2 separate regions of the Homo sapiens genome follow, and region 2 is linked to region 1. A link is a loop called in an ENCODE intact Hi-C map of the cell type or tissue named here. Cell type or tissue: heart right ventricle. All regions are shown on one strand.

The links. Peaks named below come from ENCODE experiments on the same cell type or tissue, not always from the same donor. Only the 100,000 strongest peaks of a DNase experiment are listed, where the experiment ranks them.
Region 2: a loop joins it to region 1, with 3 times the contacts of the local background. A loop is called at or near these places in 4 of 110 quality-filtered maps.

What each region holds. Positions count from the first base shown.
Region 1 is chr20:478,197-480,696 of GRCh38, forward strand. CSNK2A1 (casein kinase 2 alpha 1) reads right to left here. Exons shown (of 14, transcript NM_177559.3): 14 at 1-2,500. Among named protein-coding and RNA genes, the nearest start is that of TBC1D20, 17 kb to the left of the region's middle. In heart right ventricle, a CTCF peak has its summit at 966 (motif pointing left); no DNase peak of the experiment used is centred here.
Region 2 is chr20:738,168-740,667 of GRCh38, forward strand. No RefSeq gene overlaps it. Among named protein-coding and RNA genes, the nearest start is that of SLC52A3, 29 kb to the right of the region's middle. In heart right ventricle, CTCF peaks have their summits at 1,041 (motif pointing left) and 1,246; a DNase peak (open chromatin) is centred at 1,014.

The DNA.
Region 1 (2,500 bases):
TGAACTTTGGAAAGACCAGTCAGCGTGGGTGGGTGAGGAATGCCAGAGACGGGAGAACAAAATGAGGTATACCGTCAGGTTTGAAGGGTTGAGGGTTATGGAGGGTTCTTCATAGGAAGTTCACCATGGAGTTCTTGGAACTGTTCAACACACAGAAGCAAGGTCCTCTCCTTCTAGGTATGGCTAGAAATGTTTATCAATAGCTGAGACTCTGATTCCCAGGGTGGGATCAGGAAGCCAGCCCCAGCTGCTGCAGCATTTTTTTCCCTTTTTCTCATTACAGGAGCCAAGAAAACTGTCAAAGCAGATGATGCAAGAGTGAAGCTGACTCAGAAATACTCAATCCCCCCAGGAACTTCTCTAAGAAATGGACTGACCATCCTGTAAGCTTCCATCTGGAGGTACCTGGGGAAGGGCTTCTCACATTGAGGCCAATAAGAATCCCTAGTGGGCCAGGTGTGGTGGCTCATGCCTCTAATCTCAGCACTTTGGGAGGCCAAGGCGGGTAGACTGTTGAGCTCAGGAGTTCAAGACCAGCCTGGGCAACACGGCAAAACTTCATCTCTACCAAAAAAAAAAAAAAAAAAATTAGCCAAGCATGATGGCTCGTGCCTGTAGTCCCTGGAAGGCTGAGTTGGGAGGATCACCTGAGCCTGGGAGGTTGAGGCTGCAGTGAGCTGTGATGGCGCTACTGCACTCTAGCCTGGGTAACAGAGCAAGACCCGTATCAAAAAACAAAACAAACAAAAAACTTCTAGTGAGTAGAGCGACAGGGAGACAAATCCAGTTTGTAATTTGCTACAGTGCAAAATATCTGGCTTTCCATAGAGGGAGTGGGAACAAGGCAATGCTGGCCTTCATTCAATCAGAAACTTGACTTGTACCCGTTGAAAACCTGTCATGTTTAATGCTTGGATATTTTTTCTTCTAGTAAAGACACTTTACTGCCACCTGCTGGAAAAGAGTCAGAAATTTTCCAAATGCAAACATCTATGGCCTCCCTATAATGTAGCATCCTTTTACTGTACATAGTCTGCACAACTGTACAATTTAGAAGAGAAACCAACATTTGGTGTAACTCTACCATATACCAGGCATCTGTCATAGAATCTGAACAACCGCTCTATGAAATCAGTACTTATACCCCAATTTAACAGATAGGAAATATTGGGACCTCTGGGGAAGGGAGGAAGAAGAGGGTATCACCAAAAAAGGGCAAAAAGGGGGCTTGGTCTGTATTGGCAATGGAAATTCAACTTGGGTGGTAGGATTATGGATGTGTTACAGCTTTCTTTATAATTTGGTACATGCCTAAAATGTTTTACAATAACAATTTAAATCACCTGTGAAGAAAAGATTCAGAGAGGTTAACTGATCAAAAAAATCACACTGCCAGACAGAACTCTGTTAGAGGTAGACCACTTGCAGTAACATTACATTGCTTCTCTAATGGTTAAATTTAGCACAGAATCAAAGGAGAGCTATAAAGTCTAGGAAGTACTTATTTACATAGGATTGAGTCCAGAACATCTTGTGACACCATCTACATATGTTTTACTTGGAGAATAGTCTGAATTTCGTATTACACGTTGAGCATTTCTAATTTGAAAATACAAAATCCTCAAAAATCTGAAATTTTTTAAGCATCAACATGATGCCTAAAGTAAATGCTATTTGGAATATTTCAAATTTCAGATTAGGAATATTGAACTGGTATGTATTCCGCAAATATTCCAAAAATCCAAAAAAATTCAAAACACTTCTGGTCCCAACCATTTTGGATAGGGGATATTCAACCTATATTACACACAGGTAATACAGCAGGGGAAAAGCAGGGAGACTGCAGCATCTAAGTCTACTAAATTGGCCAGGATCATTCCTTAGTCTTCAGATACCTATTTATCAGGGTCTCATTAAATAAAGTTACTTGTCATGTTAGTTCAGTCTGGCCTGTGGCTTGTAATTATAGCTGCAAACTCAAGGGCAAAGTTCTTAGGATTTTGAGATGCTCTTTATGCAACAATACTTCCATTTACTTTGTGTGTGTGTGTGTGTGTGTGTGGGTGGGTGGGTGTGTGTGTGTAGGGAGAGAAAGGGGGCAATGGAGTGGAGAGTGGAACTACAATTTATTAAGCACCTATTATTACAAGCCAAGTAGGGTGTTAAATATTTTCCTCGTGCCATTCCATTCAATACTCTTCGATCCTGAGGGAAAACGAACCCACTTAAAAAAAAAAACAAAAGGTTTTAATGAGGATTGCATAAGACATGCAAGGTCACCAGGGAGTTTACATGCAAGTGGGGAGATACAAAATAATACAACAAAAGTTCAGGTGTTCTGAGGAAAAAGAAGGGCAAGGGTAAGTGATGACAGTGGGGGAAGTCGGATTCAGGATAAACCAATTTTAGACTCATTTTTTGAGGAAGGAACTGAGCATGACCTTACCACACAGCCTTTTTAGTTAAGTGTTTCTTTAACTAGGAAAAGGCCCTGGGAAGA
Region 2 (2,500 bases), 260 kb after region 1:
AGAGGAAAAGATGCTCAGCGTCAGTAATCATTAGGGAGATGCAAATCAGAATTGCAAGCACGAGATACCGCTTCACACCTATTAGGATGCCTATTAAAAAACAAAAACAAAAAACAAAACAAAACAAAAAAATCAGGCAGAGTGCTGTGACTCACACCTGTAATCCCAGCACTTTGAGAGGCTGAGGTGGGCGGATCACCTGAGGCAGGGAGTTCGAGACTAGCCTGACCAACATGGAGAAATCCCGTCTCTACTAAAAGTACAAAATTAGCCGGGCGTGGTGGCGCCTGCCTGTAATCCCAGCTACTCGGGAGGCTGAGGCAGGAGAATCGCTTGAACCCAGGAGGTGGAGGTTGCAGTGAGCCGAGACCACGCCATTGCACTCCAGCCTGAGCAACAAGAGCGAAACTCCGTCTCAAAAAAAAAAAAAAAAAAAAAAAAATCGCAGATCTGACTGTGTGACCTTGGGCAAGTTGCTTGACCTCTCAGTGCCTCCATTTCCTCCTCTGTAACGTGAGAGTAAAAATACTACTCATACCTACCTCGTAGGGCTGTCATGAGGACTGAATAAGTGCATAGGTACAGACATGCTTAGGACAGTATCAGCACATGCAGGAATTACATGGGAGTTGGCTGTTAATATTATTACAGGAGTGGATCAAATCCATCTCTGCCATGGACTTGCTGTGTGACCTAGTGCAGGTCACTTTGCCTCTCTTGGTCCAGTTTTCTCACTTGTAAAATGGGACCATACTGCCACTCTCCATAGGGCAAGTGTGCGGATTCGAGGAGCTCATATGTGAAAGGCCTCCTTCAGGCGCAAGGTTGGTCCTTGGTTATGCACGTATGTGAGCCTCTTGGCGTGCCTTCATATGTGGGGCATAGGCAAGCACTCAAGTGGCCTGGACTCCTATCTCGGCTCTCAATGTCCCCGCTTCCTGGCCTGGGATCAGCAGGACCTCAGTGGATCCACCATCCAGGCACATCCCTTTCTTTCCCTGCTTTTTTCCTGCTTCTTGGGCGGCACCACCACCTACTGGCCTAAAGCTACATTGCAGCCAATGTGCACAGCGGGGCGGAGGGAAGGGAATATGGCCTTGGGCAGCTGCTGTGCGCAGAATATTTACCTCTGTACACGCTTAGGGTGCTGAGGCTTAGGGAGCTCACACGGAGAGAGCCAGCTGTGAAGCTGGGGTTAGAATCCCTGTCTCCCTTTCACCTCACTCCAAACACCCTCTTAGAATGGGAACTCAGTTCAGGTTCTGCCTTGGGCCCTAGACGATCCACCCCTCCCTTCTGAGCAGGGAGCCAGGAGCTGAAGTCCAGGGTCCTTGGAAGTATGTCAGGGTTGTCCCCCCAGGGTCCTGATTACAGAAGAAAGAACACTGGACTCAGAGTCCAGAGGTTGGGGGTCTAGCTTTGCCTTCCCTATCCCCAACTATCAGCAAAACAGCCTTTGGAAAATCCTCACCCATTTATTCTAGCACTTGTCATTTCGAAATATATTTACTGTGGGAGAGCATTTAATGTGAGTGTTAGGTTCTAACGCAAGGAGAAAATTATAAAAATAAACAAAAACTTTTAAAGAACTCCTAAAAATCCTTTAAGTCACTCATAAAGTATAATATGGGCAGTTTTCTAAATATAGTCCTTTGCAGCAATAAATGCACGGACCATAAAGAACAGCAGTATATGGTGGTGATTGCATGCATTTGCGAACTGTAATTTTAGGTTCTGTTCTCTCTCAGGGGTGTGTGGGATTCCGAGCTGTGGATCCACACCCCCACATCTCTCTCACAGCTGGGATCATGTCCAGGCAGAATCGCCCACATTGTGTACATCATTCTCCCTTCTCTCTCTCTTTCTGAGCGCACATAGCTGCATTTCCGAAGTTACATAATAAAAACAGCTAACATTTATTGAGCTTTCATTATGTATTAGGCCTGCTCGCAGCCCTTTGCTCACGCATTAATTCATTAATTCAGATAATCCTCCTAAGAATGTTATGAGGTAGGTATATTATTATCTCTTCTCTTTACAGATGAGGAAACTGAGGCACTGAATGGTTAAGTAACTAGCCCAAGGTCAAATAGTGTACCACCCAGCCCGAAGGCGTTCACCTTGTTCCCGGGTAGGATCGCAGAACTGGTTAAGCTAGGTTACCGATCCGGGTGGTGTCAGCTGATCCCTCAGCTGCTGTAGTGCAAGATCTGCAAAATATCTCAAGCACTGATCTTAGGTTTTGCAATAGTGACACTGTCCCCAGGAACAACTTGGGGAGGTTCAGACCCTTGCTGTCAGAGGCTGCACAGCCCCTAAACCTTGATTTCTAATCTTGTAGCTAATTTGTTAGTCTTACAAAGGCAGACTGGTCCCCGGGCAAGAAGTGGATCTTTTCAGGAAAGGGCTATTGTCATAATTTCCTCAGTTACAATTTTTGCAAAGGTGGTTTCAATAGCCAGTGAGTGGTACAGCCTGAATTTGAAGGCAGGAAGTCCGG